Regions from separate parts of the Homo sapiens genome. Here region 2 is linked to region 1. A link is a contact called in ENCODE Hi-C or POLR2A ChIA-PET data. All regions are on one chromosome and are shown on one strand. Each heading gives the region's core, a stretch centred on a gene start or an enhancer-like site at or near the end of the contact. The rest is flanking DNA. Distances are from core to core; before and after follow the strand shown.

Evidence for each region. A loop is a pair of places that touch in the nucleus more often than their neighbours do. ChIA-PET counts read pairs that join two places held with the same protein, here RNA polymerase II (POLR2A).
Region 2: a map of B cell shows a loop between it and region 1 (21-fold over the local background). The contact joins the promoter of CAPZB here to the promoter of CPLANE2 in region 1. A Hi-C loop is called at or near these places in 1 of 168 maps with a recorded cell type or tissue (B cell). POLR2A ChIA-PET finds 5 or more read pairs at or near these places in 1 of 52 experiments (Panc1).

Annotation. Positions count from the first base shown.
Region 1 is chr1:16,235,890-16,238,589 of GRCh38, forward strand. CPLANE2 (ciliogenesis and planar polarity effector complex subunit 2) reads right to left here and starts at 1,294. Exons shown (of 5, transcript NM_030907.4): 1 at 742-1,294. The coding sequence starts at 853. RefSeq lists an enhancer at 787-1,331 and a silencer at 1,172-1,351.
Region 2 is chr1:19,484,131-19,486,830 of GRCh38, forward strand. It overlaps CAPZB (capping actin protein of muscle Z-line subunit beta), which reads right to left and starts at 1,409. Exons shown (of 9, transcript NM_004930.5): 1 at 1,306-1,409. The coding sequence starts at 1,308. It also overlaps a transcript of LOC105376819 not described here. RefSeq lists enhancers at 1-194, 195-702, 703-1,211 and silencers at 1,116-1,225, 1,256-1,985.

The DNA.
Region 1 (2,700 bases), core at 44-2,543:
AGGCTGGTCTTGAACTCCTGACCTCAGGTGATTTGCCCACCTCGGCCTCCCAAAGTGCTGGGATTACAGGCCACTGCGCCCAGCCTTCTAGAGGGTCATTTTTTGAATTTAATATAATTTCTTTTAAAAAAACAAACAAACAGTTGACTTATTCACAAATTTTGGTTCTAGCTATCTCACTCTCTGGTCTTAAGTCTTCTGGCACCTTGCTTCTCCTGGCCAGAGCTGGGCTCCACAGCTGATTCCAGGCACCTCTGCCGGCCTGACAGCTGGGCCCTGCCTGGGTGAGTCAGTTTCACCATGGGGAACACCAGCGTCTCATCCCAGAGACAGCAGGACATGGAAGAGGCTCACCTCTATTTATTGGGGTGTGATCTTAGCCAAGTCTGTACCATGTGCTGTTGAGAGGTTAAATGGGCGTGCACTGTGTAACGTGCCCAACAGAGGGCCTGGCACCAGGGGAGTGCTCAATCAACTGCATCTCTGGTGACAGTGGTTGCTGGCAAGGTTTCTGCTGTTTCCATGTTCCTGGCTCTGACGATGGAATTAGCTCTAAGGAGATTTAGGTGTGGGGGTCCCAGAGCTAGGGCTTTCAGTCCCCCAGGCTGAAGACTGCTGAAGACTGCAGTGGAGCAGGCCCTCACTGCCCTGCCTCTCTGCTCTCCTCAGGGAGCAACAGGTGACACTCTTCTCCCCAGGGAAAGACAAGTGGCGGGCTAGAGGAAAGGGGGAGGCACTTACCAAACACCCGCCGGCGGTTCTTGCGCAGAATGCAAGCCAGGTACTCCTTGCCCTCGGCACTCTCGTGCCAGTTTGGGACAACCACCGAACCGGGCACGGGAGGTCTGGCCATGGCTGGGCACCGCGACGGGGTAGGGAGGTGACAGAATGCTGAGAGCAGGGAGTGGGAAGGGGAGTGACAGTACCAAGCCGGGCCTGTGATCCCTCTTAACTGCCCTCTGACTCTCCCGGGGGGCCCCAGAAAGTGCAGTCCCTCAGCCGCCTCTCTCCTTCGCAATGCTCCCTGGGGATAGTCATCCCATTACTGCCCATGGAGGGTATTCACACAGCCCCTCTCCCCTTGTCACCTCCGGGGGTCAGACAGCCCCGCTTCTCCTCTACCTTCTAGATCCCGACTCCCAGGGCTACCTAGCCCTCCCCGTCAGCAGTCCCGGCGGCGAACCGACCTGGGTGCCGAAGGCCCCTTTAAACGCCCACCCGCACTCCCGCCGCCCCAGCCCGCCGGGCCCACTTCCGCCCCGCCTGCGTCCGCCTTCTGCGCGTGCTGGCAGCTCCGGCGCAGGTGCGCGCGGCGCATGTGCGGAGGTTGTTGCCATGGAGACGCCGGAGGTTGGGTTGGGCGGGTTCCGGGAGGCGTTCGTCCCTCCTACAACGTCCGCAGCCTGCGCCGCGCGGTGGCTCTGGACTAGGCCTTTTCCTCTGGGTTGTGGATCCTCTTCTCTATGACTCCGTCCGATCCCTAGTCTTTCTTCCAAAACATCATGAAACCCCCCCTCCAGGAGCCTTTCATGCTTCTCTGTGTCTCAGTTTCCTCTTCTATAACGTGGACGTAACATGTTATTCCCTCCATAGCAGTGCTCCATATGTTTAGTTATGATTGTTGCTATTATTAATATTATTGCTCTATTAATCCTGCTTGGCAGGACCTCTAGATGACTTAAACATCTCTGGCTTCACTGATGGGGACACACACCAGCTCAGAGAGGTCAAGGGACTTGGCTCAAGTTTTAAAAAATGAGTCAGAGGCCCGCTGGATTGTATTTTTCATTCATTCATTCATTCAACAAATACTGAGCACCTAGCTGGGAATACAGTGGCCAACAAGAAGTCCCTGCTCTCCTGGAGCTGACTTTTCAGCTCTGAAACTCTGAGCTCCTCTCCACCGTTCCAGCACTGGACACCAGGCCTGTTACCCAGAAGGTGGGTGCTCAGTAAATGCCCACTGGTTGGAAAGAGTGCAGGTGGGTCATTACTGAGAGTTTGTCTATTACATTTAATTTTTACCATTATCTTTCCGCAATGCCTTCAAGTAGGGCAAATCACTGTTTTGAAAGGAATAATTTAGGAGTTAAGCTTTACCTAAGGCCACCCAAGTGCCAGACAGTGGGGACTTTACAGGGGTCACCTGATTTAATTCTATAAACAAACCTGTGTAAATAGTATTACCCTCTTGTACTGACGAAGACTCTCAGAAACATAACGTGACTTGTCTGAGGTCACACCGCACAGCTAGTCAGTGTGAAACCGACTCAGAACCCACAGCTGGCTGGGTGTGGTGGCTCACGCCTGTAATCCCAGCACTTTGGGAAGCTGAGGCGGGCAGATTGCTTAAGCTCAGGAGTTTGAGACCAACCTGGGCAACATAGTAAGACCCTGCCTCTACAAAAAAAAAAATACAAAAATTAGCCGGGCACAGTAGTGCACGCCTGTAGTCCCAGCTACTTGGAGGCTGAGATGAGAGGATTGCTTGAGCCCGGGAAATGGAGGTTGCAGTGAGCCGAGATCATGCCACTGCACTTCAGCCTGAGTGACAGAGCTAGGCCCTGTCAAAAAAAAAAAAAAAAAAAAAAAAAGAACCCACACTTACCTGACTCTAAAGTACTTATCTGTTCTGCCAGTTTGGGTTTTGTGTTTTTAAAACTTTGCCCCTAGCCACTAGGAGGGCTGTTCCTAGGGAAG
Region 2 (2,700 bases), core at 159-2,658, 3.2 Mb after region 1:
TCTTTACCAAAACAAACACCACGAGCGGAGCCAGCACTCTCCCTAGGCGTTCTGCTCACCTGATCCGAGGGACTTCCATAATCAGCAGTTCCAACCCTTGCAAGCTGACAGTTCAGAGGGAAGGGGAGGCTGCGCCTGCTTGGGTGCATCGTGTCCAGGCCATATGCTGGATCCAGGGCCTGGTGGCCCCCCAAGGCCACGGCCTCACAAGGGCGATTGTGCGTTCATCCTTGTCCTGTGGGCCACCCATCCTCGCCCCTCGGCTCCCACTCAGGCCCGGGCGCCGTGGACCCCGGCCTGCCCTGCAGAATGCTTCGCACGCACAGCACCCACGGCGGCAGCCTCGAGAAGGGCCCGCAGAGCAGCGCGCTGCCTTCTGGGCACACCGATGCCCGCCCTTCCCTCGCTGGCTCCTAGGCGGCCTCCCTAGAAGCGGCAACTGAGAAGGCACAGCACCGGGACCACCCCATCCCTGATGGAGAGCTCCCCTCGCTCCCCAAAGGCTGCAAAGAAGGCGCGCCCCAGGTACAGGGAAGGGGACCCTGGGTCGTGCACCAGGCAGGGGGCAGGACCCTGATGAGAGGCTCAGGGCGGGGACCGAGCGGGGCTGACGCAGGTTACGCTAGGAGTGGCGAAAAGTCCAGGGAAGGGGATCATGGTGGGGAGGGGGCAGTGAGGTCCAGACGGGGGCCATGGGCGGAGAAGAGGAGGTCCAGATTTAAGTTCACAGAGAGAAGAGGAGATTCAGGCTGAGGCCACGGAGAAGAGGGGAAGCAAACCTAGGCCGCTGCAGAAGGGGCTGACCGGGGTCCAGCCTGAGGCCATGGAGAAGGCAAAGGGGGAGGGACAGAGGGAGGCAGCGGCCTAGCCTGGGCCATGGCAGGGAGAAACGACGGCCTAGCCTGGGCCGGAGAGACGGGGGAAAGCAGACCTAGCCCTAGACCGGGGGAGGAAGGGGGCCCACGCCAGGGTCACCGAGGGGGTGCCTGGCTGGGGACACGGTTCGGGAGGGAGGGTCTAGCCTGGGCTATGGGAGAGACCAGCCTGAACACAGAGGTAGTGAGTGGGACTCCAGCTTGCGCCAAGGGCGGGGGCTGGGAGCGGGGGCAGGGTCACTGCCACCCAAGTCGTCCGCGCCGGCGGCACCCTCCTGGGCGGGGAGGGACCGGGTCCACCCAGGGTCCGGGACCCCGCCCCTCCCCCACCCCGGGAAGCCACCCGTCCCAGGCCAGGGATGGGCAGGGGGAGGGGGACGCGAGCTCCGGAGGGGCCCCCGGGCCGGGGAGGGGGCCGTGCGGCCTTTACCATGGTGGCGGCGGCGGCGGCGGTCCCGGTCCCGGCGTCAGTGGCTCTCCCCCCCGCAGCAGGGCCCGGCGCTTCCACTTCCCCGGGTGCCCAGGAGTGAACATCCGGGTCAGCACCCCCCTCCCCCCGCGCCGGGCCGCCGCCACCTTCCTTCCCCGCCCCGGCCCGGCCCGGGCCCGCCCCCCACGCCGCCAGCTCGCGGCCAATGAGCGCGCGGGGCTGCGGCGATCGCCAAGTATGGAGAGCGGCGCGAGAGGCGGGCGCCGACGGGGTGCGGGGGCGGGGCCTGCGAGGCGGGGCGGGGCGCGGCGCTGCGCGGCGCGGCTGCCGGGAGTCCCCGGCACGGGTTGCGGGCCGGGGCGGAAAGGTCTCCTGGCTGTCTGAGGTCCAGTCCCCGACTCTGGGCCTGCAGCAGCGAGTGGCGGCGAGGGAACCGCACCCCACAGTCCCCGCGGGCGGGGATGCGGAAGGCACCGCGGCTGGGAGGGGACCGGCCCTCCGCGCCCCACCCCGTGCACGCGCTCACTCCTGCGGCGCACCCGGAACTGCCGCCGAGCGCGGACCGGCCCGGCCCAGCCCAACCCAGCCCAACCCAGCACTGGGGGAGCGCGCCGGGAGCGGGGCAGGAGCCCAGCGCTGCCGCTCGCTACGGCAGGATCTGGAGCGCCGCGCTGCACCTGAGCCCGGGCACGAATTGAGGAGCCTCGGGCTGACGCCATTTATTCAGCACCTACTATGTGCCAGGCCTTGTTTAGGCACCGGAAGATAACAGATAAGACATAAAGATCCCTGCCGGTATAGCTGCAGACAGAATATCTGTGAGGATGACACAGGTAGAGATTAGAAAATTAAGTTCAACAGGTCGGCCGCGGTGGCTCACGCCTGTAATCCCAGCACTTTGGAAGGCCGAGGCGGGCCAAGGTCAAGAGATCGAGACCATCCTGGCCAACATGGTGAAACCCCGTTTCTACTAAAAATACAAAAATTAGCTGGGCGTGGTGGTTCGCTCCTATAGTCCCAGCTACTCGGGAGGCTGAGGCAGGAGAATCGTTTGAACCCGGGGGCAGAGGTTGCAGTGAGCCAAGATCGCGCCACTGCACCCCAGCCTGGCGACAGAGCAAGACTCTGTCTCAAAAGAAAAAAAATTAAGTTCAACAAATGCTAGCTGTTATGAGTACTGTTGAATGTGCTACAGAGAACCATTCCATTAGCCCAGAAGGGCTTCCTCGCTCCACAAAGTGACTCAAGTTTCTCTCTCCCAATCTCTCTCTCTCTCTCTCAATCAAATATTTGTTAAGCTTAGTCTAGGTAGCAGGAGAGATCTGGATTGCTAACAATATCTGCCTCCGTGGCCTGTTTGCTTTGGTTAAATCAAATTAGGCGATCTGTGAGGGG